2 separate regions of the Homo sapiens genome follow, and region 2 is linked to region 1. Evidence: chromatin loops called from intact Hi-C (ENCODE). Cell type or tissue: breast epithelium. All regions are shown on one strand. Links, peaks and the distances in the headings refer to the core of each region. The heading gives the core; the rest is flanking DNA. Region 1 has its middle 59 kb from the start of MAMDC2. Region 2 has its middle 110 kb from the start of CFAP95.

Region 1 (15,951 bases), core at 4,728-12,727:
CTCACTTTCTCTTTACACATAACTATGCATTCACAGCCTCATTTTTATGATATGTACATTTATATATCCATACATATGTTAAAATAGGATCATACTTCACATACTATTTCTGAATCTTTTTATTCTTAACAATTGTGAACATTGCCCCTTGGGCTAGAAGCTTGATGAAGGTTGGGATTTTGCTTGTTCTTATGCATTGCTGTTTTCTTTTTCTTTTTTTTCCTGGTCTTTTTTTATTTTTTAATTTCAGTAGCTTTTGGGGTACAAGTGGGTTTTGATTACGTGGATGAATTGTATAGTGGTGAAGTCTGAGATTTTAGTGCACCCATCACCCGAGTAGTGTACATTGTACCAAATACGTAGTTTTTTATCCTTCATCCCCCTCACTCTCCCCCTTTCTGAGTCTCCATAGTCCATTATACCACTTTGTATGCCTTTGTGTACCCATAGCTTAGCTTCTACTTATCAGTGAGTTTTGGTTTTCCATTCCTGATTTACTTCACTTAGAATAAAGGCTTCCAGCTCCATCCAATTTGCTGTAAAATACATTAATTCATTCCTTTTTTAAGGCTGAGTATTATTCTGTGATGTACATAGACCACATTTTTAAAATCCAATCATTGGTGGATGAACACTTAGGCTGGTTCCGTATCTTTGCCACTGTGAACAGTGCTTCAATAAACATATGCTTGCAGGTGTCTGTGCTGTTTTCTTAGCATTTAGGCTAGTAACCTTCCTATGGTGGATACTCAATATCTATTGACTGAATGGATAACTATTCAGTCATATAACCTTCCTATGGTAGATACTCAGTAAATGTCTATTGATTGGATGAATATAGTTTCATACGAGTCAAGTATAAATATTTATGCATGTGGTATATCAATATATAATACAGTATAAATAAACACACAAATACAATTAGTGTCCTAGTTCTGGCATCTGTATGCGCTAATCCTAACCACCCCAGGTCAAACGCTGCCCTTCTATCAAACCCTCCTCAGGCTTCCCTCTGGCTCTCTCCTTCCTCCTCTCAGTGCTTCCTCAGACTTCCATAGAATATTCTTTACTTCTTTTTGGCACTTAGCACTTTCCATCTTGCTTTATACATATTTAGTCCATGTTCCTCTGTCTTGATACAGTGCAGCTTCAGGGTGGCATCTTTGTTCAGTTTATATTTGTAATAATAACAAAACATAATTCTATGTATGTATTATTTAATGTGTGTCAGGGACTATACTAAGTGTTATATGTCCATTATAACCTTTAATATTCTAAATAATCCCATAAAATTGGTATGATTATCTTCATCTTATAGATGAGTTATCCGAGCCTTAGAAAGCCAAAGTGACTTGCCCAAGGCAGAGATGAGCCTCATGCTCAAGGCTGTCTGATTCCAGAATCTGTGCTTTGGATCCACTATCTCCACAGCCTCCTTGCCTATCATCTCCCACTCCCAAGTCATTTGCAACAGTGCCTTGTGTAGATGGTAGTAGATGTCCAATGAATTCTTGTTGAATGAATAAATGAAACATAGATAACAATTGAGCATGTGTTGGTTACTAATGGAAGTGTAAATCCTGAGACTGAGATGTTTATGTAGCTTGGTGTGGGGTCTCAGAGGGAAGTAAAAGCACAGATTTGGGGAAATAGTCCAAAGTGGTTCATGGAATTTTCTCCTATTTGATAGCCAGGAGACATGAGCACAGTGAGTCTTTGTCTAGACAAAATTCAAGACAATTTGGAAGGAGATGCCAGTCCAAACACAAGTAAGAACTTGATGGGAAAAATGGTGCTTCTTCAGAAGGGCTGATGTGGTTGGGAGTAATAATTGAATAAATAAAAAATTGGGGACTTAGAATAGGAAAAGTGAAAGTGAGAGTTAAATTAACAAATAATTAGAAATGAGAACATTGGGATAGTGTCAAAAGGAAGGGAAATACAGGGAAAATTCTAGAATCTTGAAGTAGTCAAAAGAAACTTGCCACACTATCAGAATGAGTCTTCATTCACTATAAAAAAATGGAGGGATTGACATTGTAACAATTTTCTTTCCAGCCCCGCTAGCTTTGAAACTATAGCAGACACTTCCAGAGCTCCACCTGTATCCCCTTGGCCCTTACTAGTCGGTCTGACTTCAGGAGACCAGCACCTGCCTGCCTCTGCCTGGAGCCCACGTGGGTCACAAACCCAAAGGGTGAGAGCATTAAGCCAAGCAGCCCTCAACCACTCACTGGCAGGAGCTGGTGGGTAAATACCCCAGACCCCTTGCCACTCTGATAGAATAACTTGGAGGTACACATTGCACACTACCTCCCAGAGCTCCCCAGAGAGAATAGACTTCATTGCCCCGTGGGAAATTGCTTGATACATATATTTTCTATTGGCTCCTTTATCTTCCCTGTTTCACTTTCTCAATACTCCATCAGTATGTCCTGGGATCACTTCCCAAATAAATTACTTGCCCTGAAATCCTTGTCCGAGAGCCCTGATTCTGTAGGAGGAAGCAGGACACTCTTTAGGAGCAGAACATATACATAGATGCCCCTTACATCTCTGCCTTCTCCCATATGGCAGCTCCCCATTTAGGAATGTTAGCGGAGAAAGGCAGTTAAGAGACCAAAGTCTTGACAATACAGAATGTGAAATCATTTCAGAGTTTGATTCCCTCCTTTTAAAAAGACAAGCCAAAATTAAGTAAGCCCTATGTTTCAGAGCCCCAGCCCCAACACATTTTCCCAAAGCTTTTTTAAAAATGTAGGTCTGCAACTAAATGATATACAGAAAAACCCAATGGTCATATAAGTTTAGGAACTGTTGGGTTAAACAAAGTCAAGATTTTTACAGCAGGAATTTTTCTGACCTTTTGTATGCTAATGAGGTACTCAACATAGCCAAAAGGGGGTTACAGTATGGACCATCAACCAGATTATTTGTTCATGAACCTCTGAAGGGGCCAGCGGGCCACAGAACACACAGAAGGAAACCCTGCCTACCTCCAAAATAATCCATAGATAGCCCATTTACAGTTCAGTCTTGTCTCTCAATTCAGCCCCAACTGCAACCACCCTTTCCTCTTTCTGCCTCCATCTGTGGCCCAGGCTTCAAAACAAAAAGTTCTCAGAATTCTTGAAACTTCTTTGCATGCTGCCTGGAATACCATCTTCCACTTTCACACCTGGTGAAATCCTCTTGGTTGATCTTTCCAAATCCACACAGAGATTACTTGCTTTGAGCAAGTTTCCTCAACAACCCTCTTATTCACCTTTGTGTTCCCATGATTTTGCACAGGACCTAGAACCTACATAGCAGATACTTGTGTGAATGAATTAAAGGAGCATGTGAGTGAAATGAGGTATAAAGAAGTGACGTTGGACAAATCATTTATTTGAGTTCAAAGCAAGGAATAGAATGTGGTCCTCTCATTCATAGCCCACGTTCATCCTCTCTCCACATCCCAGAAATCAAAGATGTTATTTGGAGAATTTGATGATTCTTTTTAAAAGTTGTGGTAAAATGTACATAACATAAATTTTACCTTCTTAATCATTTTAAGGGGACAATTCAGTAATATTAAGTACACTCACATTGCTATGCAAACAATCTCCAGAACTCTTCATGTTTCAAAGCTGAAACTGTGTATACACTGAACGACAACTTTCCGTTTTCTTCTCCCCCAACCCCTGACAACCACCATTGTACTTTCTGTCTCTAATCTGACTACTCTCGGTACCTCACATCAGTGGAATTATACAGTGTTTGTCTTTTTATGACTGGCTTATTTCATTTAGCATAATGCCCTCAAGATTCATCCATGGTGTTGCACATACCAGAACTTCCTTTCTTTTTTAAGACTGAATAATATTCCATTATATGTGTATCCCACATTCTGTTTATCCATTCATCCATTGATGGGCACTTGGGTTGCTTCCACCTTTTGGCTATTGTCAATAGTGCTGCTAGGAAGATGGCTGTACAAATATCTCTTCAAGACCCTGATTTCAACTTTTTGTGTGTGTTTGGTGACTCTTTTTGGAGCACACTGAAGTTTTAACATTTTCCTTTACAATCAGAAGGGTGCTAAATAATAACCTAAACTCATGCTTGGTTAGCTATTGCCAGAAGCATAAAACCAGCAATTACAAAACACTGTGTCAGTTAGGACTTTTTGATTACCTGTGACAGAAAACAACTTGCAACAGCCAATGAGGAGATTTATTGGAAAGGTTTGATGATATCTTGTGGTACCCAATGAAGTGTCAACCCCACAAGAAGAAAGGCACTCCTGGGCCTTAGGAACAGCTGGAACCATGTGCCCTCTGGATCCTCCATCTCAACATCTCCTCTGTGCTTGCCTGCTCCATTTTTCTCACTGCACACTGGCTCTACCTAGAAGAAAAATGGCATCCAACTCCCCTTACTTTTGCATCTGTGGCTACAGCCTCATAAAGAGACTGGACCAATTCTTTCTCAGTCCCAAATCCAATATCTCATGGAAAAGACTCATTGTCCCTATTTTTGTTAAGCTCCCATTCTACCAATGTTGTCTCTAGGAAGGCATAGTCAAATTGTACAAAACGGCTGCTCCCAGTTCCAGGGGATTGATATGCATATTGGGGAGGGCAGGCAGGTACCAAAATGTCACAAGTACTGAATGACCATAAGTCTACCAGTGCCTCAGTAGAAGGACCACAGGATGGAAGGCAGTGGGGTGAGAAAGTCTCCAAACACCCACATCCCTGATGAACACTCCCATGAGGTAAAAGGGAAGGGATTTTGCAGGCAGCAGTGAGTTCTGGAGTAGAAAAACACATTAATCAAAATCCTGTCTCATCAACTAAATGAATCCACAGATAATGAGGCAGGGAAAAGGCCTGCTAGCCCTGAGATCTCTTTAGACAAGGTTTTTGTGTCATGTGGCAAGTCCAGCAAGAGACCTGAGAAAAGGAAAAGGAAAATTAGGGTTCCCACATTATCAAGCAAGGCCAGAGGCCAAAATTAAAAGGAAATAATAATGACATCCAGAAAGATCCTGGACTGTAACATTTCCAGGAGAGAACACCCAGGCTCAGGTACCTCTGAGACATCTTATGCGATAATGAGTTGGAGAAATGCAGCTGGTCACAGGAAGTGGAAAGAATAGACTAAAACTATTGCTAGGAATCAAAGCTAAACCCCACATCACTAAAGCCCTGTCTCTAGTAAAACGTTTCTCCTGTTTGTTCATTGATTCTGAATGTTAAGTAAGTCTTTCCGGCAGTGGTTCCAGGGTGCTGAAGCAATGACTCTCAGACAGCAAATGAAAAATGAGGGCTGCAAAGTTCAGGCAATAATAGAAAATTAAATCTTAACTGAGCTGCTGTAAATATCACAACCAGAAAACAGAGTGCATCAGCAAACTGCGCTGGCAGGGAGGGTAATGAATTTCTCCTCTCCGGGCAAAATTTATCAGTGGTGCATAATAGAGTATTCTCGGGTTTGGAGGTGAGGAAGGGGTTGATGAGGAAAGAGGGAGAAAGAAAAACAAGCGATATTTGTAAATTAAAGTATCTCAGCCAAAGCCAACAGCCCAGCTCAAATGACCCTTCTATAGTAACTCACCTAATGCAAACTTCCACAGCCCATAAGCTGTATCTCTTGCACTGCACTCAGCATTTTAGGTTATCTGTAGTTATTTGTAGATATGTTTTATCTCCACAATGAGATTATGAACCCCTGGAAGGCAAGGGAGAGGAATTGTTTCCTTTATCCATCTTCATGTACCCCACCACATCCAGAAGAACTAGTATTTATTGACTCTTTCAACGTGCGATGCACCGTGTGAGATATTGTAGTGTCATATTCCCATGAGGTCCTTCCAAATACCCTGCAAGGTGAGGAGGACTATCACATGATACCAAAGAGGAGACTGGGGCTCAGAGAGGTAAGTAATTTGCTCCAATTCACACCATGACAGAGCTGAGATTTGAACTTAAGTCTACTGAATTCCAAAACCTATATTCTTTCCTACTCGATATACTACCCAGTTGGCAAATAGCGATCCTATTTTCCAATATGCATGCTGATTTCTCCAAACCACATCCTGTGGCAGATGTTGTACATATATTATCTCAATTACTCTTCACCACAGCCCAGGAGTTTGGTAGCATTATTAGCCCTATCTCGCCAATGAGAAAACTGAGGCACAGAAAGGTTGACAAAATCATCTAAAAATCGAATGGCTTATAGTAAGTGGTTGCATGAAGATGCTGACCCACCCTGCCAGACTCCAGAGTGTGTGCTCTTAGTCATCATCCTATGTTGATTTCAAAATAAAAAATAAACACACACACACACACACACACACACACACATCCCACATCACATGTTTTGAGCAACTCCTTTGTGCTAGGCTAGGCAAATTTTGTAATTTAACCCTTATTACCATCCTCATAGCAGAAGCAAGTATTCAATAAAATATAAAATTAATGAATAATGGAAGATAAAAATAGAGGTGCAACTGTTATCAATTGCTAAATTAAAAAAAAAAATCCAGAGACTCCTCTGTGTTTGCATTGGTAACACTATTGGCCACAAGCTATGGAGGACCAGGGGAAATAAATGAGTATTAGAAACGAAGACAAATAAGGGCAATCCAGACAATAGAAAGGAAAGGTTTTCACTTGAAAAATGAGTGTTCTATAAAATCAATAATGGCCCATCCTAAATGAGACAGGTCTCCTTTGTTGCAATAGCATCTTAAATGAACTGTTAGAAAATCAGCATTTACAAATAAAACAACAGAAATCTCCAAGTTAGACTCAATTTTATATCAAAAACATAACCCTGTTAAGTGGATGACAAATCTTCTACAGGCTACATCCAGATGAATTAGATAATGATAATGGTAGCCTTAGAAGAGTAGAGGGACTCAGACAAAAAATAACAATGCCCTGTAATCCCAGCACTTTGGGAGGCCGAGGCAGGTGGATCACTTGAGGTCAGGAGTTCGAGATCAGCCTGGCCAACATGATGAAACCCTGTCTCTACTAAAAATACAAAAATTAGCCAGGTGTGGTGGCACATGCCTGTAGTTCCAGCTACTTGGGAGGCTGAGGCAGGGGAATGGCTTGAACCCAGGAAGTGGAGGTTGCACTGAGCTGAGATCACACCATTGCACTCAAGCCTGGGCAACAGAGCGATACTCCATCTCAAAAATAAATAAATAAATAAAACAATGCCTTGGTTCTACTCTGGCTTTTCCAGCTTTCTCAGTCATTTGTGTTCTCCACCAGTTGTTTCTCTGCCACCCTAGAGGTAAGCATGGCCATAGAACTCAGTTGGGCCAATGAAGTACGACCAGCAGTGATGTGTCACTTTCAGGCAGAAGCTTAAAGAATCAGTGCATGTGCATGGTTTGCAATGCTTTCTCTTCTTTTGTCATGATGACGGATGATATTCTAGAAGGCATTTGTCTGTCACCCTGCATCACCGAGTATAGATGACAAAGAGCAGAGCCCCATGCTAAGCCACAGAGGAAACTACATGAATGAGGGGGAAAAATGTTGTTTTAAGCTACTGAGATTATTGTTGTTTATTATTGCAGCATAACAGCCCAATCTGATCAAAATATGAACCTCTAACCCTGGGTAAGTCATTTTATCTGAGTAGGTATCAGCGTCCTCATCTGCAAACCAAAGGAATTTGCCTAAAAGAGGGGTCATTAATCTGGGAACCCATGAGTGGGCTTCACAATGACAATGAATCAAAAAAAGGTAAGAGTGTGTATACATGTGGATGCGTGAATGAGAAAGAGAAAGGGTGCCATGGCATGTGCCTGTAGTCCCAGATACTTGAGAGACTGGGGCAGGAGAATTGCTGAAGCCCAGGAGTTCAAGAACAGCCCAGGAAACTATAGTGAGACCCTGTCTCTATTTTTTAAAAAGAGAGAGAAAGATAACAAGCAAGACAAAATACACATTTTTCTTGAGAGAGGGTTTATAGCTTCTTCAAATTTTAAGAGGGTCTGTGTTATTAAAATTAGGTTGAGAGCCTGAATAATCTTTAAGGCCATTTCCAGCTCTAATGTGCTTTGTGGCTTCTATAGCAGGAAAAAAAGTAGTTAATTAGGTTCCTCTATGATCTGGTATTTCAGGACTTGCCTTGGGTCAGATTTTATTAAGGTTGTTTTCCAATAATTGCGTTTAAGAGTTACGCTTAACAGAATTACAAATATCAAAATCTCAGGAGGTATTCCTGAGTAAAAACAGGGGATTCAGAGTAATTCTTTTAACCGAAGAAGGAGAGGTTCTTCAACAATTGAAAACAAAGACCCAGATTCCATTTGGCAGGTAGGATAGAGCTGGATCGACTCTTCATAGAAAGAAGGGGGCACTCCTCCAAAAGCATGTCCCCACACATGCGCGAGTGTGTGAAAGGCCAGAGTGTAATACTTCAGCTGAAGGCCATGGGCTCTTTTTAACATGAAGGCAGTGGGGTAGACACAGTTCATAGAGAGAGCCTGAGTTTTATGATGGGCATCTGCAATCTGAGTTCAAGCCCAGAGTTACGAGAGTATTTCAACATGCTGTTGGGCTGGTTTTCTCATCTATAAAATAGGGACAATAATATTCAGCTCTAAACGGAAGAGTCTCTGCAGCAAATAGATACTACATGCAAGGTTATTGAGGAGAGTTTCATGAGGGACTATTTACAAAGGTGTGCACAGAGTTAAGAGAAACCAGTGAGGCGTGCTGAAGCCTCTGGGACTGGTTAAAGCAGAGAGCCTTTTATCATTCCCACAGCTGAAGGAGCAAGAGAAAGAAGGGTTACTTTAAAAAGGAGAGAGCCATAGCTGGAGCTATAGGAAAGGGCTACACAAAAGAGCCCTGGCCTTCCAAGAGAAACAGATACAGCTCCTCTTGGCCCAGCAGGGAGACAGCCAGAGGGGAAAACACTTTGATCATTTTCTCTTCTCATCCTCCCGCTGGTGCCTCACCTTGGCCAAACCCAAGCAAAAAGCAATGGGCAAGGGAGCCTGTTGACATGGTCATAAAAGTCAGTCTCCTGTGGCAGAGAAGGATGGAGAAGGGTGGGGAGAGGATGTGGAGAAGAAATGAGCATTTGAGCCTATAGAATGCTGAAGTAGGCTTGGCCATGCCATATCACTATTGGTCAAAGCCCATCTCTGCTCTTTGTAACCAAGCATCTTGCCAGGCACAGCTGATGAATTCTAGTTCCTTCATAATCTGAATCTGACTTCCTTTCCATCGTAGTGCCCACTGTTCACTTTCATCTACTCTGCAGAATTACTATGGGAAAAACACATTTATGTACATTATCACTAATCCTCTTAACAACTCATCAGGTAAGCATTATTTTCCCATTTTCATGAAAGAATAAAAGCTCAAATAAGTGGATTTCCCTTACCCACCATCACAGACCTGCTATGCTGAAGAACAATAATTCAAATCCAGATCTATTGGACTTCAAGGTCCACATTCTTGTCCTATCCCACCCTGCAAGGCTTTTAGTCCTAGCTTTGATTCTAATTATTTTGTACCCTTCATAAGTCTCTCACCTTTCTGGGCCTTTTGCTGTTTTATGAGAATGATTTAATTGTACCTTTCCATGATATTGTTGGGACAAGATGAATGTAGTTTCCAATGACTGTGAAACTATCTACCTGTTTCTATTCTTTGTGAATCTTGCAATGATTACTTTTTTTTTAAATGAGACCCAAGCATTTTCTTTGATTTGGAATTGGAAATGTGTCTGCCTACTCTTAAGTCAACAGAAAGCCCCAGAGAGAGGAGTTTCTAGCTATCTATCTATCCTATCTGTCTACGCATTTGCAGATTTCTTTCTACATCTGCTCTCCGAGACCTCAGAAGCATCTTCTCCTTACAAATTGCTGCCAAAATGTCCTCTACATTAATAGTAAGTTTCTGGAGTCACCATCATCATTAGCCTATGATATTTAAGGCTAGTTTAGTTGCACATTCTAAGCTCTAAAGTAGTCAGAAACCTAGAAAAAGGAGTCTATTTTTTCCTATTTCCTGGATCCCAAGTGTGTTCAGGTGGCTAACATCAAGCAGGAGAAAGGCAAGCTTCTGTGACCCAGGAGCTGAGCTGCATCAGAGAACCATCCTTCTTTCTAGAACAAAATCTTAAATCAAGCAACCCTACAGCACAGGCCCTTCCCCCACCCCTGAAGTATAGGTTTTCATCTTAGACAAAGGAAATAATTGGATTCCTGTACTGAGCTCTGTGATCTACTGCTGCCAGCTGCATCACTGTAAAACCATTAACTCCTTGCTGAGCATTTTATCTCTGCAACAGGAAGAGGTAAAAAGGAGATACACATTGTTTAGGCCAAGTGAAAGGAGAATATTTTTTAAGTGGTGCAGTGTAGATCCCAGTAACATGGCATCCATTTCAACCAGCCTGAAATTATGGACAAGCTTTAAGGATGAAAGCCAGAGAAATTGGAAGAGAGCAGATTTCTGCCTTCAAGAGCAACCCGTACATCACCCAGGGGTTGTAGGGCGTCTAGAATTCCAGCATGAGCTGCGTTTTTCCCTCCCTTTGACTCTTGGCTTCCACATTCTTCTCTAATAGGTCATAGCCCTTCAAGTGAGAAATGAAGCCAGTCACTCCACTTCCTCTGACTGCGTTTGTGCCTCTATGCACTGGGGCTTTAAATGTTCATGAGATCCTCTCTCAGTGCAATGTCAATTAAACACCTATAGCTGGAACAGTAGGGGCTGGAAAAATGCCAAGGCAGATACAACTGAGACTCCGTCCGGAGAAGCCTTCAACAGAGCACTTGGAATTAATTCATAAGAAAAGGTTATAGGTAAATGAAAAATACTGACTGACAAATAGGAGTAACTTGAATCTACCCCTCCCTGGGAACCATGCAACAGGAACCCTCACCAGGCATCTCACTGCAGTTATTTGTAATTATCTTTCATATGAAAACAAGGCCCAATGAAAATTAACTCTTCCTTTCAGCTTAATGATTTAAGGCTCAGTCAGATTTGGGGCTGATGAGAAAGCCTTGAGGATGTGGCTAAATATGAATCTCTCTCCAAACTCTCTTAGACTCTCCCCCAATGTTACCTATGCAACACACACTTGAGTCATGGAAGTCAGGACAACTTCTCTCTCAAATAGTATGTTGGATCCACACAGACAATAGATCCAACAAAAGCCCAAGATTGAGCAAAATAGCTAAAGTTTGAGGAATATCTTTGAGAGCCTCCTATTTTTCTATTCCAACCTTTGCTGCATAATCCTTCAAACTTAGAGATAGCACCTTGTCACTTCTTTTAAACGTTATTTTTCAACCACTTTTGGTTAAGACAATTGAGGTTAGCACCTCTGTTTGAACAGCTGCTAACTATTAGTAGAGGAGAGATTCCTCTCTGCTCCTGGGGGGGACCCTGGAAAACAGCCTTAAGTCCCCTTTTCCCTTTAATGAGAGATAGTTGACCTTGGCCTTGCGTCCTTTTGCTCAACTCTTCCTTTCTAACCTTCTAAAAAATGTTCAAAACATATTTCATTTGGGAGGTTTTCACAAAGAACGTGGGTTTGCCTGGCCACCCTCTTGGAGTTGCAATATTTGAATTTAAGGAATTTTGGGGGAAGAGGACTTACAGATGAAGAACTTGGAAACCAGCCTCAAAATGACCGTCCCATATTACATTAGCGAGCACTAGTCACCATTAGGGATTTTCACAATCACCATGAAAAGAAAGAGCCACAAAAACCGAATGTCAGCCAGGAAATAAGCAGGTTACATTTGGGCAGATGGTTAATATTAGGAGGAAGGATATCCAGATTCATGATTTTCTTTTTCCTTAACAGCAATATCAACAAAACAAGGCAACCTTTCTCGGGCATTTGAGGTGAAAACTCCATGGCGTTCATATTTAGGATTTGCTCATGGCTAATTTCTATCAGCCAACTATTGTCTATTGACCATCAACACATGGCTAGATTGTTCCTTTGATGAGACATATTTTCTGCCTAACGGGTTGTTACTCAGTTGCTGGATTCTAGGTTCATTGGGGTTATTAAAATTGTTTCTTGAGTTTAGCAAAATAAAACATTGCACTTTGGTTTTCACTTTTCCTTCTGAAGTTAATTAATGGTTTTTAAATGTCCACTCTGATTTATAACTATGAATAGTTATACACAAACAATGTTAGGCTGATAGTAGTCTTTTTATCCCAGTCTATGAAACCATTGGTTGACGCAATAGTTCACATCTGCTGAAGGAATGAAAAGCATTTCCAGAATATTCTTTGCTTCCTCTCCCTGTGTGGGTACTTGGGATAGTGTAGAAAGTGGAGGTATCACGATGGGGAAGAAAGAAAAACTGAAGAGTGGAGGGAACTCATCCTTCCCTACACCTCTGTGCCAACTTTCAAGCCCAACTCTGCAGTGAATGTCATCTTCAAGGCCATTTGTTTATTTAGATTTGCCAAATGATGGGTGATTTCCCCCAATGGTTATAACTATGAAAAGAAAGAAAAATCTCAGAGAGCCAGGAAGCATTAAATCTTTCACATACTTTCATTAGACATCTCTACCTGGATGCCACATAATTATACTAGAGTCCAGTCATTTATAATGTGAATATGTGTAATTTCATAGTGCCTACTTTGAGAAAATACAGAGGGCACCATCACCACCACCTTATACACCCAGAAAAGCATAATCTTTGGTGCAGCATGTTTCCCAAAACATAAACCACCAGTTTCATCCATGGTCAACTTATGACAGGCTGACTAGACCCAATACAACTAAAATCACTTATTGAGAAACATTGAGATTTAAGGAACTTAAAGGCAATTTTGTCTAGATTATACTGCTGCCTTAGTGCCTTTTGAACCTAATCCCACATAATTGGTAACCTCATTATATCCCAAAACTGAACCCATAACTTCTGAAGCTAATGGACTTCTCCCTTGTGCTTCACTCTTTCATCACAAGTGCCACCATTTCCCCAACACGAGCTTGGGAACTTAGAATCCTCATTAACTTAAGCCATTCCTGCATGAACAAAATTCAGTTTGGAACAGGCATACATGCAAGAGACTGTGCTAGATGTTGCGGGCGATAAAAGGAAACATGTACAACAGTACCTGACCTCAACAAGCCTGAAATTGGGTAGAGTGAGACACATGTACACATGAAAAGTCAGGTAAGGGCTGAATGGCTATGGAATTCACTCTGGGCATGGGTGAAGGGGAAGACCTTGGGCAGCAAGGTAGCCATGTAGAATACCATGCAGACACCACCTTGCAAGCACGATAAGAGCAAAGGTTGAGACGTATGCAAGAGACCAAGAGAGCTATCTCCAGGTAAGCAGCAAGGCCTCCGAATTTTGCCTTCATTACACTCTGTGCAGCTGTTCCTTCCTTTCTCTAGTTTTTACTGCCTGCTCATTCCAGGTTTGAATTGTAATCATAGCCACTGTTAGCGTTCATTGAGCACTACAATGTGCCAGGAACTGTTCTAAGCACTTCATATATATATTTTATTTATTTATTTATTTATTTATTTTGAGATGGAGTTTCGCTCTTGTTGCCCAGGCTGGAGTACAATGGTGCAATCTCAGCTCACCACAACCTCTGCCTCCTGGGTTCAAGCAATTCTTCTGCCTCAGCCTCCCAAGTAGCTAGGATTACAGGCCTGCGCCACCACTCCTGGCTAATTTTGTATTTTTAGTAGAGACAGGTTTTCTCCATGTTGGTCAGGCTGGTCTTGAACTCCTGACCTCGGGTGATCCACCTGCCTTGGCCTCCCAAAGTGCTAGGATTACAGGCATGAGTCACTGTACCTGGCCCCACTTCATATATATTTAATGTATTTAATCCTCCTCACAACTTAATAAGGTAGATAATATTATTATCCACATTTTACAGATGAGAAAACAGAGGCACAGAGAGGTAAAGAATCATGCCCAAAGTTAAATGCCCAGGAAATTGAAGACCAGCATTCTGTCCCAGTCCTGGTTTCAGATCCTAAACACTTATCCACCCAGTCCACGACTTTCCATTGCATTGCCTCCATAACATTTAAAATCTCAGATCTATCCTCCAAAGTACAACTCTCATCCACTCTCTCATCCCACTTATGAGTGCTTGGAACCTCTGTGTTGTCTAAGAGGTAAGGCTCACAATCTTTAGACTGGGAATTCAAGAGCCTAGCCTTACCATCTGCCTCTGCCCATCCTGCCAATATGGTTTTCTCACATATTCTCCAATAAGAGCCCTCTCTTCTCACCAGTAGGTCTGTTCATTGGCCCTGGAAGACATCCTGCGTGTTTATATCTCCTGGACCCATAATCGCAGATATGGCTTCCAGCACCCGTCAGATTACACCATGTTGTGTACTGAACAAAACTGGGCATCAACTCCAGCAGCAGGCGGACCAGGGCAGATCTGAAGGCCTGGCTTCCAAAAATGCAACCCAAGGTTAAATTGTAGTTAGACTACACTCTTCCTAATTCAAATGCCATTCATCATCAACTAAAATTGCCAAGTATAGTTTTGTTCCGAAATCAGAATTCCTGTCATTCTATGCTGCTATACAGTACTGTTGCAATTTTATTTTAACCTAATGCCAAACTTTGCATAAGTCCCTTTTCAACTTTACCTTACTAGCTTCTGTCCATTTTTCTCCAACCTGGGAAGATCTTTAAAATACTAATTCATTTTACTCACATAATAACATGGTCTTATCCACAAATCTAATAAAGATATTATTTACCTAGCCATCTATGTTGTTTAATTAAAAGTATCTTAATAGTATTTTGCCAAAGATAGCAGGGAAGACTACTTTTTTCTCAAAATGGCTGTGATGCATTAAATCAACAGCCATATAAATTGTTGATGATCCAGCCTATGTTTGTTTATCTTGCCTGCATAATTATCATAGGATGTTTTATTTAAAGATTTGTTAAATTTTTTATTTGCAGGATACAGATATATTCCTGATAATAAGCCTAATGACTTTAAACCCAAGTCACCTTATTTGGAGATAATTCTTGGTTTATCTACACGTGTTTCTGGTGATTATCTACTTTTCTAAGTGCTTGAAAACCACCCACTTGTTTAGTAATCTAATCAAAAATTTTACTGGCAATTTAATACTAAGTTTGTGCTTACTATAACACCCCTTCTAAAATTAGAAGGTGCCCAGCTCCATCTTGGGTGCCTTCCCTCTTTGCAATCATTTTCCACTTGAGCCCAGGAATTTGAGACCAGCCTGGGCAACATGGCGAAACCTCATCTCTACAAAAGATACAAGTGTCAACTTATCTACAATTAGCCTTTGGGATGCTGCGTCTGCACAGATTTGTGTCACTCAGCCATGAATGACACATGTTACACTCAGCCTTCACTACGTGTGGCTTTCCTCCCAGATTCTGTTTCTGTTCTTTCTTTAATTTTTTCTTTTTTCTTTTTTCTTTTTTCTTTTTTTTTTTTTTTTTGAGACGGAGTTTTGCTCTTGTTGCCCAGGCTGGAGTGCGGTGGCATGATCTCGGCTCACCGCAACCTCTGCCTCCTGGATTCAAGCGATTCTCCTGCCTCAGCCTCCCGAGTAGCTGGGATTACAGGCATGCACCACCACGCCTGGCTAATTTTGTATTTTTAGTAGAGACAGGGTTTCTCCATGTTGGTCAGGCTGGTCTCTAACTCCTGACCTCAGGTGGTCCTCCCGCCTCATTCTCCCAAAGTGCTGGGATTACAGGCATGAGCCATCAAGCCGGCTGTTTCTGTTCCTTCTAAATCTGGGTTTGGTTGTACCCTAAACACACTCAGTTTCTTTAATGTTTCCTCAGTGAACTTCTCATTAGAATAACCCAAGATTACAGAGTAGGCATTTCTTTTCTAAAGCTACTTATCCTTCTTAAGTGATAGTCCCTTTTAGAAACTGACTATGGGCTCACTTCGC
Region 2 (15,951 bases), core at 4,689-12,688, 58 kb after region 1:
ATTTCAAATCTACTGCTGAGCCCCTTGATGTTGAATTTTTTTATTTCAATCACTGAACTACTCAGTTCTAGAATTTTCATTTGGTTCATTTTATTTTTAAGAGACGTAGTCTCATTTTGTTGCCTAGGCTGGAGTGTAGTGGTGTGATCATAGCTCACTGCAGCCTCACAATCCTGGGCTCAAGCAATCCTCCCACCTCAGCCTCCTAAGTAGCTGGGACTACAGCTGCATGCCACCATGTTGGGCTAATTTATTTTTGTAGAAATGGGGTTTACTGTGTTGTCTAGGCTGATACTGCACTCCTGATTTCAGGCAATCCTTCTGCTTTTTCTTCCCAAAGTGCTGGGATTATAGGCATGAGCCACCACACTCAGTCTTTGGATCTTTTTTACAATTTCTATCTCTTTTTTTATATTCTCTATCTGATGCAACAGTGTCATCATACCTTCCTTTACCTCTGTAATCATGCTTTTGTTAAGTTCTATGAAGACGTTTTTTGTAGGACATAATAAATGTATTCCTCTTCAAAAGTTTAACCTGTTAACTACCTTGTTCTCTGTTCTCAAACCCAACTTTCTTGTTCTCCATGCATCCTTGCCACTAGTTACTGTAAACAACTTTCCCGTCAGTTCTAATCAATAACTCACATCTGTTCCCTTGGATACCCACTGTGCACCCATTCCTCCCACCAAAACCGCATGTCCCACCACTGTAACTCACATTCCCCTTCCCTTCCTTATTTGGGAAAATATTCACAAATAGCCAACCAGGTCAGTTTAGATTATGCAGTCTGACCCCAGCCCATGGGGGAGTGACACAGAGGTAGTGATTGCATTAGGAGTAAAAATCCCTGCTTTCCTCTGTTCAGTGTGCTCTTGCAATCGTGATTGACGTGAGCAGCACCCTTCTGTTGAAATAAGTTGCCTTGCTGAGAAAACTTTTGCCTGAGTGCTGGTTTCACTTTGCAGCACTGATCATTTATCTCCAACAAATATTGGGGCTCGTCCAGGATTCCCATTCTCCTCTGGGAACGGGGTCTCCTGTCACCTTTCATGAGGAGCATCCCACTGTCTCATTGCAGTGGCCTCAGGGTGAGGGATCAGGACCCACCCAGCGCAATGAATAAACCCAGACTCTCAGCAATGCAGGGAGAAAAAGGCTTGCAACAGCACAGAGACCAGGTAACTCTGTGCACAGGCCAAGGTAAGAAATGTCACTGGAGTGACAAAGTATTTCCTTGGTGGTCGGGATATTCTGGAGGTTGAAAGTGTGTGTGGATGATCACAAGCACTACTGCTGGCAGTGTGCTTGTGTGGATGGTACTAAGCACTACTGCTGTGCAGAGTGAGTGGTTCCTATCTGCGGTTCCGTGGTCACCTCATATGGCTTAGGGAGCATCCTGCTGTGGGGTTTATACTGGCACACCAATGTTAAGAGGGACCTAAATTCCCCTCAGGGAAGCGGCCAGAGTGGACACAGTGAAAGAAGGGTACAAGGAGCCTCCAGCAGGTGGGGCTAAAGGATAGGCAAGAAATCTCTAATATGAGGGATTGAGTCTCAATAAGCCTCCAGAGAAGGATAGGCAAGAAATCTCTAATACGAGGGATTGAGCCTAACTAGGACTCAACATGGGAAATACCCCAAGCAAGACAGGGAGTAAAAGGGATAAAGATAGCAATAAAGATATTCCCTCTGATAGTCCCCTGGGTCTCATGTTAAAATATTGGAAAGATAATGAGAGGACTAAACAAAAAGAAAAAGCAACAAATGATAAAATATTGCGGTTTTATTTGGACTCAGGGACCCATCCTCAAACCCTCAATCTTCTGGCCGATGTTTGGGTCAAATGAGGATGTGGTGTGTCAACTTCTGATTTAATATGTAAATGATAAAAGCCTGGTTTCTCAAGAAGAACTGGATTGTGCTCTTTGTTTGGAGTCAGGGACCCATTCTCCTTTTTCCTTAAAGACAACTAGGGAAAAACTCAATCTAGAATCTCAAAATGAAGAGTCAGAAAAGCCAGTTCCTGTGCCTAAAGACTCCAGCATATAGGATCCCCTAGACCATCTTCCCCCACTCAGTGCCCCTAACCCTTCCCCTCAGGCAGCTGCTGCCATCCTAGATCCTGATCCAGATCCTTCCCCTGCTCACATTATGCCTCCTCCTTACAATCCTGATTCTTGGGAACCATCCCATGAGCCTGTTACTTCTCAGCCCCAGTACCCTTCCCTAAAAGGACTCCAACATGATATAGAACAATGGAGAAATGCTATCCAAAATTTCCCATTTCCCTCTACATCTAAGGAGTCAGCCCCAACTCTCTTCCCCTTAAAGGAGGTGCCACAAGAATGGGGAGCTATTGGCTTTGTGAATGCTCCCTTAACCAGTTTGGAGATCCAAACTTTGACGAAGGAACTTAAGCCATTGTTTGATGACCCTTATGGGTGGCAGATCAAGTTGATCAATTCTTGGGACCTCAATTATACACTTGCGTTGAGTTAATGTCCATCCTAGGCATCCTCTTTTCGGGGGAAGAAAGAAGCATGATCCATAAGCCTGCTATGGTAATTTGGGAACATGAACACCCTCCCGGTAAAAACCTTCCTACTGCAGATCAGAAGTTTCCCACCCAAGACCCCTGGTGGGACAATAATAATGTGGCTCACCAGGAAAATATGCAAGACCTAAGGGACACGATAATAAAAGGAATTAGGGAATCAGTACCCCGAACCCAAAAGCTCTCTAGAGCACTTGATTGTTGTTTCATAACAGGAAAAAGATGAGGGGCCTATGAAATTTCTAGACAGACTAAAGGACCAAATGAGACAATATGCAGGCCTAAATTTAGAAGATCCCCTTGGACAGGGAATGTTAAAGCTCCATTTTGTCACTAAAAGTTAGCCAGATATTTCGTTACAAAAATTAGAAAATTGGGAAAACCAACCTCTGAGTGAACTCCTTAGGGAAGCTCCAAAAGTGTACGTAAAGAGAGACAAAGAAAAGCAAAAACAAAAGGCAAAACTCATGTTATACACTTTCCAGCAGGTGGCTCCAAACCCACACATTTCTAAATATAGCTTCCAGGGGGCCAGAAACTATAAAGGGTCCAGATCTCTGTTTAAAGGACACAAGCCTCCATCTAGAGGACCCCGCCCCTCATCTACCAGACCATCTAAAAAATATGGGGGAGCAAAGCTAAAGAATCCCAGGATTGAGACAGTGGAGAGACAGGATAGGTACTACAAATGTGGAACAGCAGGCCACTTCAAGAGAGAATGTCCTGAATTGCAAAGGCAGAAAGAAGCCCTACCACTCATGACTTTTGAGGAAGAATAGGGGAGTCAGGGGCTCTGTCTCTTTTGCTTCGAATCCCACCAGGAGCCCTTGATAAATTTAGAGGTGGGACCCAAACAGGAGCCTATCACCTTTTTAGTCAATTTAGGAGTGGCTCACTTCTCCATTTGTTTCCCTCCACCTAACATTGCCTGCTCTTCAGAAGAACTTTTAGTCTCTGGGATAAAAGGAGAAGGATTTAAGGCAAAAATCTTAGAAAGTACAGAAGTTAAATACCAAGATTGATTGACTCATATCCAATTTTTATTGATCCCTGAGGCAGGAACTAATCTATTGGGAAGAGACTTAATGCTAAAATTAGGCATAGGCCTACAAGTTCACCCTAAAGGATTTCTTGCCTCATTAAACCTACTCACCACTGCAGATGAAAAATACAGTAATCCCAATGTCTGGTCAAGGGAGGGAAACCTAGGGAAACTCCAAATCCCTCCAAGCCACATCAAGCTAAAAACCCACTGGGGAAGTAGTGAGGAGGAAAAAAATACCCCATTCCCCTAGAGGGCAGAATAGGGTTAAAGCCTATAATTGAAAGTCTTATTAAAGATGGACTCCCTTGTACCCTGTATGTCCCCTTATAACACTCCAGTATTGCCAGTCAAGAAAGCAGATGGGACATACTGACTGGTGCAAGATCTTAAAGCCATCAGTCAAATAGTCCAGACTACCCATCCTGTTGTCCCCAACCCATACACCATTCTCAGCAAAATTCCATATAATCATCAGTGGTTTACAGTAATAGACTTAAAGGATGCCTTCTGGGCATGCCCCTTGGCTAAAGACAGCTGAGACACATTTGCTTTTGAGTGGGAGGACCCCCATTCAGGGCAAAAACAACAGTATCAATGGAGTTCAAGGGTTCACAGACTCCCTAAACCTTTTTGGCCAAATCTAGAACAAGTGTCAGAAAAAGTTGTCATCCCAAAGTAGATATGCCTGGTCCAGTATGTGGGTGATATTCTTATATCTGGTGAAGATGTAAAAAAAGTAGCTGACTTCTCTACACATATTCTTAACCATCTGGAATTTGAGGGGCTATGGGTCTCAAAGGGAAAGCTTCAGTATGTGGAGACTGAAGTTAAATATTTAGGCCACTTTTATCAGTGGAGGTAAGTGAAGAATAGGGCCTGAGTGAGTTGAAGGCATCGTGTCCTTATCCCTGCCTCAAACTAAGCAAGGACTCAGAACATTTTTAGGATTAGTTGGATACTGCTGCTTATGGATTGACTCATATGCCCTAAAAAGTAAACTTTTATATGAAAAGCTTACCTAGTGGAAGCTGGACCATCTCCTGTGGACTTCTGAGGAAGCCGATCAGGTTTTTTAGCCTTACCTTCCCTAGAAAAGCCATTTCATCTTTTTGTTAACATAAATAACAGGGTAGCTTTAGGGGTGCTCACTCAAGAACCCAGTGGCCGCTGGCAGCCCATAGCCTTCCTATCAAAAGTTTTACACCCAATACCTGTAGATGGCCTCAATGTTTTCAATCTGTTGCAGCTACAGAAGTATTAGTTGAAGAAACCAGAAAATTAACCTTTGGGGGAAAATTAACTGTAAGCACACCCCACCAAGTTAGAGCTACTTTAAATAAAAAAGCAGGAAGGTGCTCACTGACTCCAGAATCTTGAAATACTGAAATTGAATCTTGAAAAATTAAAATATGAGGCTATTCTACTAGAAAAAAGATGAATTTAACCTTAACTACTGATAATTCACTCAACCCAGCAGGTTTCTTGACAGGAGACCCAAATCTAAAAAGAGAACACCTATGTTTAGATTTAATTGACTACCAAATGAAGGTCAGGCCAGATCTAGGAGAGACCCCTTTCAAAATGGGGCGATGCTTATTTATAGATGGTTCCTCCCAAGTAATTAAAGGAGAAAGGCATAATGGGTATTCAGTAATTGATAGAGAAACTCTTGAAGAAATAGAGTCAGGAAGGTTGCCCAATAGTTGATCTGCCCAAGTTTGTGAACCATTTGCCCTCAGCCAGGCTTTAAAACACTTACAGAACAAGGAAGAAACTATTTATACTGATTCTAAGTATGCCTTTGGAGTAGCACATACATTTGGAAAAATTTGGCCTGAGAAACCTCTTATTAATTTTAAAGGCCAAAATCTTGCCCATGAAGAGCTAATCATCCATGTTTTAAACAATCTCCAGTTGCCAGAAGAAATAGCCATTGTACATGTCCCCAGACACTAAAAAGACTTTTCCTTTACAAGTTGGGGAAATAACCTTGCAAATCAAGCAGCTAAGCAGGCTGCTGTTTCATCTGAAACACCTATCTTTCACTTAACTCCTTGTCTTCCTCCCCCTGCTGCAACCTCTATCTTCTCTGCTGCAGAAAAGGAAAAATTAATAAGAATAGGAGCCAAAGAAAACTCAGAAGGAAAATGGGTGTTACCAGATCAATGAGAAATACTATCCAAACTCGTCATGAAGGAAATCCTGTCCCATCTGCATCAAGGGACCCACTGGGGACCCCAAGCTATGTGTGATGCAGTTCTCAGGGTTTATGGGTGTTCAGGAACTTATACTGTAGCCAAACAGATTAAAGATAGTTGCTTCATATGTAAAAAAAAAAAACCCAACAAACAAGTTACAAAGAAATCGCCCCTTGCGGGGAGGGATCCAGGGCTAAGACCATTCCAAAGTGTTCAAATTGACTACACTGAAATGCCCCCAATCGGTCGCCTAAAGTACTTATTAGTAACAGCAGATCACCTTACTCATTGAGTTGAAGCTATTCCCTTTTCAAATGCAATGGCCAATAATGTAGTTAAAGCATTAACTGAAAAGATAGTGCCCAGGTTTGGACCAATAGAAAATATTGATTCAGACAATGGAACCCATTTCATAGCACATATCATTAAAAAGCTATCCCAAGCCCTAGACATTAGATGGGAATATCATACTCCTTGGCACCCACCTTCCTCAAGAAGAATAGAAAGGATGAATTAGACCTTAAAGAACCACATAACCAAATTAGTTCTAGAGACTCAGTTGCCATGGACCAAATGTCTTCTTATTGCCTTTTAAGAATCTGAGCTGCTCCTTGGAAAGATATTGGCCTTTCTCCTTATGAGATGCTCTAATTGCCTTATTTACACTCCACTGCTGGCATTCCTACATTTGAAACAAAAGATCAATTCCTCAGGAATTATATACTTGGTCTCTCCTCTACTTTCTCTTTTTTTAAAAACCAAAGGTCTCCTAGCACAGGCGCCGCCCCTGGAGTTCCCAGTACATCAACATCAGCCTGGGGATCATGTCCTCATCAAAAGCTAGAAAGAAGAAAAACTTGAGCTGTCCTGGGAAGGACTTCACCTAAGTGCTTCTAACCACTGGAACCACAGTCCTGATAGCAGAAAAAGGATGGACCCATCACACCTGAGTCAAGAAAGCACCACCACCTCCGCAGTCATGGGCCATTGTCCCAGGGGAAAACCCCCTCAAACTAAAGCTAAGTTTAACTCTCTTTCATCTATTCTATTACTCTTTCTTCTTTTCTCATTCTATTGCTGACCACCTTGTTATCAATGTAACTAAATCAAACTCCCCCAAAGTTATTACGTTTGATGCTTGTTTAGTCATACCCTGTAGAGATCTTCAAAGTCAAAGGAAACTCTTAGCCTTAGAAAAGTATCTCTGCCCCTTTAAAATAGAGGTTCCCCCTACCAAGACTCTTGCTCTTTAACAAATATAGAGAAACAGGTCTGCCATAGCAGGAATGATGTTCTGTGGACAACCAAATATCAAGGCTAGACCTCATTGACAGGTGGTTGTGTATCCTTAAAACCATACATTCACTTTACTAAAGAAAGCACCTCCAACCCCAATTGCCAGTATAACCAATGTAATCCAGTGCAAATTTCAATTCTCACTTCCACCTCTACCGACCCTAGACCTACTTTGAGCCGCTTCTACAGCATGGGAGCCAACTTGGCTGGCACAGACCTCATAGGGACTTTTGAAATGCATTTTATTAATCCCTCATCCTCTTCACCCCCTTTCCTCTCTTCTCCTTCTAAGCCTTCTTCTAATCAAACTGCTATCCCCTCTATACCCAATGATAAGACTAAGGTAGATATTGTAGAAGTAAATGATTTAAGGCAAACTTTAGCAATTGAAACAGGATATCAAGATGCAAATTCCTGGTTGGAATGGATCAAATATTCTGTCCACATGTTAAACAAAAGCAATTGTTATGCTTGTGTGCACGGCCAGCCAGAGGCCCAGATTGTCCTCTTTCCACTTGGATGGTCCGCTAGTCAACCAGGCATGGGCTGCATGATAGCTCTCTTCCAGGATTCTACAGCTTGGGACAATAAATAATGCCAAGCTCTCTTTCTGCTCTATCCTGAAATCCAACACCCTGCGGGTCAGCCCCCGAAGGCCATCCAGCTTCCATCTCCCAACGTCAATTTCACCTTGTGTCTCTCACAACAAGGGGAAAACTTGGCATTCCTTGGAAGCTTAACAGGATGCAGTGAGCTTAAGCCCTTCTAGAAGCTTACCCATCAGTCTGCCCTTAGCCATCCTCGAGCAGATGTGTGGTGGTATTGTGGCAGACCCTTACTGGACACTCTGTCAAGTAACTGGAGTGGTACTTATGCTCTTGTCTAATTGGCTATCCCTTTCACCCTGGCATTTCATCAACCAGAAAAAGAAAAAATGCAACACCATAAAATAAGAGAAGCCCCTTATGGGTCTTTTGACTCTCAAGTTTATTTAGATGCAATTAGAGTCCCACGGGGAGTACCTGATAAATTCAAAGCCCAGACCAAATAGCTGCAGGATTTGAATCAGTATTTCCATGAGTAACTATTAATAAAAATGTAAATTGGATAAATTACATCTATTATAAACAGCAATGATTTATTAATTACACTAGAGATGCCATCAAAGTAATAGCTGACCAGTTAGGGCCTACTAGCCAGATGGTTTGGGAAAACAGAATGGCCCTAGACATGATGTTAGCTGAAAAAGGTGGAGTTTGCATTATAATTAAAACTCAATGTTGTACCTTCATCCCAAACAATACTGCCCCCAATGGGAACATAACAAGGCCTTACAGAGACTTACCTCTTTATCCAATGAATTAGCTAAAAATTCTAGAGTTGATAACCCTTTCTAAGCATGGCTAGCTAGAAAGGTGATTTGGTAAATGGAAAGGAATCACAGCCTCAGTGCTTACTTCTCTTGCAGCCATAATAGGTGTACTCATTCTTGTTGGGTGTTGTGTCATACCATGCATCCATGGGCTAGTACAAAGGCTTATAGAAACAGTACTTACTAAAGCCTCCCTTAGCTCTCCTCCACCTTATTCAGATAAGTTGTTCCTTTTAGAGGATGAAGTCGAACAGCAAAGCCAAGACATCTTAAAAAGGTCTGAAGAGGAAGGACTATAAAAATTAAGAGGGGGGAAATTGTAGGATACAATAAATTTATTCCTCTTCACATGTTTAGCTTGTTAACTTCCTTGTTCTTTGTTCTCAAACTCAACTTTCTTGTTCTCCATGCCTCCTTGTCCCTAGTTACTGTAAACAACCTTCCCGTCAGTTCTAATCAATAACTTCACATCTGTTCCCTTGGCTACCTGCTCTACACCAATTCCTCCCACTGAAACTGCATGTCCTACCACTGTACCTCACATTCCCCTTCCCTTCCTTATTTGGGAAAATATTCACAAATAGCCCATCAGGTCAGTTTAGATTGTGCAGTCTGACCCCAGCCCATGGGGGAGTGACACAGATGTAGGGATTGCATTACGAATAAAAACCCCTGCTTTCCTTTATTCAGTGTGCTCTTGCAATTGTGATTGATGCGAGTAGCACCCTTCTGCAGAAGTAAGTTGCCTTGCTGCAAAAACTTTTGCCTGAGTGCTGGTTTCACTTTGCGGCACCGAGCATTTATCTCCAACATTTTTGGTGGCTATTTTGAAATACTTTCCTGTTAAATATGACATCTGGTTGCTCTCATAGGCAGTTTGTGTTGCCTGCTTTTTTCCTGCGTATGGATCATGCTTTCCTGTTTCTTTGCATAATTTTTTGTTGGAAATGGGACATTTTAGATAATATATTGTATTAGTTCATTTGCATTACTCTAAAGGAATACCTGAGGGTGGGTAATTTATAAAGAAAAGAGGTTTATTTGGCTCACCATTCTGCAGGCTGTATAAGAAGCATGGCATGAGCATCTACTTCTGGTTAGGGCCTCAGGAAGGGGAAGAAGGCATGTCACACATGAGAAAGGAAGAGGTGAGAGAAGGGTATGGTTCTTTTCAACTATCAGTTCTTAAATGAACTAACAGAGCGATAACCCACTCATTACAAAGAGAAAGTGACCATGCCATTCACGAGGGATCTACCCCCATCACCCAAGAACCTCCCACTAGGCCAAAACTCCAACAACATTGGGGATCAAGTGTTAACATAAGATTTGGAGGGGACAAACATCCAAACTATGTCATATACTGTAGCAATTCTGAACACTAGACTTCCCTCTCCTGGGCTATTATTATTATTTGCTTGCTTTTTTTTTTTCTTAACCAGCTGGGTTATTTTAGTGAAGTTTTATGTGAACACACATGCGCGCGCGCACACACACACACACACACACACACACACACACACACACATTGTTAAGCCTCCAATGTTGCTCCTCAGGGAGGCATGGCTTTGGGGATGGCTACAGTAACCCTGGGATGATAATAGGATTGGTAGGACTCTTTTTCTTTCCTTCCCTGACCACACCCAGCTATTGAACTCCACTAATTGCTGGCTGATTGCATTATTGTTTTAAAAAGTACCCTGGGGGCATAAATAGCTTTACAAACGAATTCACCCCAAATTGTGGTCCCTTTGAAGGAATGATTTCTGTGGTCAGTGCTTGATAATTGTTTTCACCCTATGAGGGCTCCTTCCAGCTGTCATATTCTGGTTCTCTCTGGTTCTCTCCTAGGCAACCCACAGTCTAGGCTCTATCTTCATTAACTTCACAAATGTGCCTCCCAAGTGCCTTTCACCACAGTCTCTCCACTGCTCTTGAGAGTGCCCTTTGGCTTGGGCTTCTCCACAGTGTGTTGCAAATGAAGTCAGTTTCCTTTCGAAGACATTGAGAGTTGTTTTATAGCTTGCTTCTTTCCCCAGGCAAAATCTCTAAGCCAGGGTTCTAGAGCTGGGGGTGAAGACAAAGACAAGTTGCTTTCTGAGTGACAGCTGTGCTCCAGGATCTGAGTGCTTGGTGGAGAGCAAATGCCACAGCCTGAGATTGTTTTTGGTGGCAAGGAACCACCAACTCATGAACTGCAGCAAGGGTGACTGGGGCCCCAATTCTTTTAATGTGCCTGTCCAAGGTACAGTCTCTACTCCATAAGTGGGGGATAGGAGGAAGGGAGCCCCCATTCTGACTGAACACACCCACTACTTAACCTCAGCAACAGATAGCTGTGGACAAGACGAGAAATGCTGAAGTCCTGCTCCTCCTGGGAAGAAAGCGCTCTCCACTGGGAGCTAGAGGGAGAGGGATCCCCATCTTCTTGGCTATGACAACATGATGCAAAGTCTATGCCTCATTAAGCTGGGAAAGGGGAAGGGGAGAGTAGTCTTGGTTCAAATACCAGAGACTCTCACATTTCTTACCAAATTGTTGTAGGTTTTATTTGTTTTGAGACGGAGCCCAGGCTGGAGTGCAGTGACGTGATCTCGGCTCACTGCAAGCTCCGCCTCCTGGGTTCACGCCATTCTCCTGCCTCAGCCTCCCGAGTAGCTGGGACTACAGGTGCCTGCCACCATGCCCGGCTAATTTTTTGTATTTTTAGTAGAGATGGGGTTTCACCATGTTAGCCAGGATGGTCTCGATCTCCTGACCTCGTGATCTGCCTGCCTTGGCCTCCCAAAGTGTTGGGATTACAGGCATGAGCCACCGCACCCAGCCTCTTTATTTATTTATTTATTTATTTATTTATTTATTTTTAGACAGAGTCTCGCTCTGTCGCCCAGGCTGGAGCGCAGGGGCACAATCTCGGCTCACTGCAACCTCTGCCTCCCGGATTCCTGCCATTTTCCTGCCTCAGCCTCCTGAGTAGCTGGCACTACAGGCGCCCTCCACCACGCCTGGCTAATTTTTTTGTATTTTTAGTAGTGATGGGGTTTCACCAAGTTAGCCAGGATGCTCTCGATCTCCTGACCTCATGATCCACCCGCCTCGGCTTCCCAAAGTGCTGGGATTATTTCTTCATTTGCTGTATGCCTTTAGGATCATTTCCAGAGGCTTTGAGTTAGTTTGCTTTTAATAATTTTCACCAGTTTCTCTGTGGAGCAAGCTGGCAGAGCTCCTCACACAGTAATGCAGGAAGTTCAGCAACCCTTCATTTTAATGGATTTATTCATTGCTAACTCACAGCAGAATGGCTATGGAGTATATGTCATTAATGCCTAACGGATTTGCAGCAACTAGTGGCATAGTATGGGATCTCCAACTAATAATAAAAAGATGCTTATGGTGAAATGGTGATTTGCTGTGGTGAGATCACAGGCACTAAGAGAAAACAACCCATAGAAGGTTTGGGTTTGTCAGTAATAGGATAGACACTATACAGTAACATAAATGATTAAACATCAGAAACTCAACCTATGGTATACAGGCTTTGAAGAAGCTGTAAACCAATTAGTCTTTTTATCTTTCAGTAACAGCCTGGAAAACTGGATTTTAATTCAAGCTCAGCTTGACTTCTGAGCTATGCAGAATAAGAGACGTTGGTGATATAAAATGGGAAAACAGTTGATTAAGTCTCATCTGAGTTTTAAAAGCTAAATGCTTGGAAATGCTCTAGTCATTTAAAATAATCACGTTTACATCTATCTTGATGAAAATGAGGTAATGCTGAAGCTCAGAATGATGCTCAGCTCTGGAAGGTATTTCATATTGTACAAAATCTTCCGAGAGGTGCTGAGCAGAGCAGCTGCTTAATCAGGAATATTAAGAACACAGAATTCTTTTGTTGCAATTGTACCTTTTCTTTTATTGATAGAGTAAACTCTGTAAAATATTTGAAGAGATTTATTCTGAGCCAAATATGAGTGACCATGTCCTGTGACACAGCCCTCAGGAGGTCCTGAGAACATGTGCCCAAGGTGGTTAGGATACAGCTTGGTTTTATATATTTTAGAGAGGCATGAGACATCAATCAAATACATTTAAGCACGACATTGGTTTGGTTCAGAAAGGTGGGACAACTCAAAGCGGGGGATTCCAGGCTATAGGTAAATTTGAACATTTTGTGGTTGACAATTGGTGGAGTTTATCTGAAGACCTGGGATTAATGGAAAGGAATGTTCAGGTTAAGATAAAGGATTGTGGGGACCAAGTTTTAGTGTGCAGAGGAATTTCTCAGCAGACTTTAGAGAGACAGTAGGTTGTAAAATGTTTCTTATGGGACTTAAAAGGGTGCCAGCCTCTTAGTTAATTATCTCCTGGATCTGGAAAGAAGGGAGGAAAACAAAGGGGGAAGGGGATTCTCCAGAGAATGTGGATTTTTCCCCACAAGAGACTTTGCAGGGCAACTTCAAGATATGGCAAGGAAATGTATTTTGGGGTTAAATATTTTTCCTCGTCTCATAACGTTATGCCAAAGTCAGACTGAAAAGTCAGTCACAATATATAGGGTCAAATAAAACCCATCTGACAAGAATTTATGGTTCATAGGGCATGACTCCCTAGACCCCTTAGGTAGGAATTTGAGCAAGAGAAAAATCAGAGCTTAGTCCTCACTTTGATGCTAAAATCTAAGAATCACCAATGAATTTTAAATTTAAAAAGGCTATGATTTCTAAAGATGTTTCAGGAGGAAGAGAAATGTAGTGTGCTCAAATACATATTCTTAGACTTTCAACACTAGGATTCTTTTCTCTCTCTTCATGTACTTAAAATCATTTCCATAATACTTTCATATCTTCTATGCAGAATATATGAGAACAGTAGGGGATCCCAGCATTTACTTCATTGGTTTAGAACTAAGATTTCTCACCCTGCTGCCTGTGGTTACTGAAAAGGCTCACTTTCCCCAGAGAATAACTCCCCCTGCATCTGTGTCCAGAGCCAGCATGAAATAGTATTAATCTAGATGGCTCCCATTTTGTAAATCACCTTTTGAAACTTTTTTGAATTTATAAACACCATATTAGTTTTCCTTGCACGTACAAATCAAGTAATAATGTCAATGAAGTCATATACATGCTTATTATGTACTAGAATCTGTTCTAAATGCTTCATGTATATTAATACATTAATCATCACAACTACCTATGAGGTATGTGAGGCACAAAGAGGTTAAGTAACTTTCTCAAGGTGACACAGCTGGCAAACGGCAGAGCTGAATAAGCATAGAGTGGTTCAAACAATAAAGTCACAATGGCTTTAGGGTCTCCCCCTCTCTCTCTCTTTCTCTCTCTATCCTTACTAGTTGTCCGTATTCACATACAGGCATATAAGGATCGTGTTACTACCGTGGGCAGATAAAAGTAATGCACCGAGTTGATCGCAAAAGATTTGCGTGGGCATCTTAGCACTGCGAGATGGGTTTAAGGCTGGGACAGCTGGACCAACAAAAATAGAACCAGATACTCAGATGTGTTTGGACATTTCTATTCAAAAGCAACTTTAAGTCATTTACCAGGAATGATCCAAAGTCATTTATACAGGAGCAATAAAAACAAAAATTTGAAACTCTACCCCAACACACATATCACTCCCCAACTCCATTCAAAGTCACCAATTTCCAGTTCAGAAAAACAATCAAACCCCAAAGCAGCTCTATTGGCACCAAGACCTAATCAAGAAGATTGGCTGTGCAAAGAAATGATCAATCATCTGTCAAGAATCAGTACTTATTAATGTGGGAAATATCATTTAATTGGCCATTTGGAGTTGCAGACCTGGCAGCACCTGGAATTATCCTTCATATAATTTAATTAACAATAAGCTCTTGAAGGAGCAAAAATCACATCTCACACATCTTTGTATATCTCTTCGTGTCTGACACACAGTAGGCAATCTAGAAATATTTATTAACTTGAGTTGATGCCCTAAATGCTATAAAACGTTAGAGAAGTACATCGTGTGCAATTTGTGATTATATTCACATTGAAGATCTCGACATTGCATAATTTGAGGAAATCACTTCCTCTCTCTGCACATATATTTTCTCATCAGGAAAATGAAGAATTGGATTGTAGGATCTCTCGGGATTTATTCTAGCTCTAAAAGCCTAAATTCAGATCAGCAGTCTATGTCCCAACATGGGGAAGATTGAATGTCAAGTTCATGTTCTTATTTGTCTTAAGATCTGAGTTAAATTTTATCTCTGAAGTAGAAGGTAGCAGGGATGTGGTGGCTGACTTATCAACAGTGAGATTTACACATTTTTTCTTATTACAAACCACAAGCCAGTCAATGAGGCAATGTCTATATATGTAGTGAAGAATGGAAACCCCTGAGCTGTGAACCCCTATCCTGTACAGTGTATGCTTTTTGGACCTCCAGTTAAAAAGAAAGGAGAAAACTCACATCCTCCAGTAGAGGGAGCCAGATTTAAACATTAACCAGACCACAGTTTATTCCGTGGCACTGTTTGCTGCATCTAGAAAGAGAAAACTTGTATTTTGATACAGAATCCTCATTTCTGGGTCTTACATAAGTAAAAACTGTTTATGAGACCAACACTAATTCTCCAAAAGCTTTTTCTCAGTAAGAGATATTTTTCTTTACCCTTCTCTATTTATTTCATCAGAAGTGGTAGCAGTTTTATTAAATGTTTTAGCCTGTGGTTATCTGAGTTCAAATTCAAATAAAACATACAGATCTCTGAAGGTGTTACTACAGCTTAGTTATTTCTTAAAGTGAGGATATTTTTATTAGTTCTTCATTGTGCACTGCTTACAGGTCAAGAGAAAAGTCCATTAAGAATAGCATTTTGGTTGAGACCAGCCTAGGCAAGATGGCGGAACCCCATCTCTACAAAAAGTAAAAAATTATGCCTGGGCGAGGTGGCTGACGCCTGTAATCCCAGCACTTTGAGAGGCCAAGGCAAGCAGATCACCTGAGGCCAGGAGTTCAAGACCAACCTGGCCAACACTGTGAAACCCCGTCTCCACTAAAATACAAAAATTAGCCGGGCGTGGTGGTGCACGCCTGTGGTCCCAGCTACTAGGGAGGTTTAAGTGGAGGGATCACTTGAGCCCAGGAGGCAGAGGTTACAGTGAGCCAATATCACACCCCTGCAATCCAGCCTGGGCAATCAGCAAGATCCCTGTCTTCAAAAAAAAAAAAGCATTTCGTGTTGATTATGAGAGAGAGAAAGCAGCTTATGGACTGTAGGCTTCATTCCCTTGTGTAGGGAAGTTTATACACTTTTAAATCATGAGGACTCATCTCTTGGGAACTCTTATGAGTTGAATTGTGTCCCCTATGTCCCCTCTAAAAGTCATATGTTGAAGTCCTAACCCCCAATGCCTCGAAATGTGGCCTTATTTGGAAATAGGGACTTGGAGATGTAACTGGTTAAGACGAGGTCATACAGAAGTGGGGAGGATCC

What was found. Hi-C counts contacts between places; a loop is a spot of excess contacts. Peaks named below come from ENCODE experiments on the same cell type or tissue, not always from the same donor. Only the 100,000 strongest peaks of a DNase experiment are listed, where the experiment ranks them.
Region 2: a loop joins it to region 1, with 27 times the contacts of the local background. A loop is called at or near these places in 2 of 110 quality-filtered maps.

The regions. Positions count from the first base shown.
Region 1 is chr9:69,976,524-69,992,474 of GRCh38, reverse strand. No RefSeq gene overlaps it. Among named protein-coding and RNA genes, the nearest start is that of MAMDC2, 59 kb to the left of the region's middle. In breast epithelium, for the core only: no CTCF peak of the experiment used is centred there; no DNase peak of the experiment used is centred there; H3K27ac peaks cover 1,866 bases.
Region 2 is chr9:69,918,645-69,934,595 of GRCh38, reverse strand. No RefSeq gene overlaps it. Among named protein-coding and RNA genes, the nearest start is that of CFAP95, 110 kb to the right of the region's middle. RefSeq lists an enhancer at 9,959-10,689. In breast epithelium, for the core only: no CTCF peak of the experiment used is centred there; no DNase peak of the experiment used is centred there.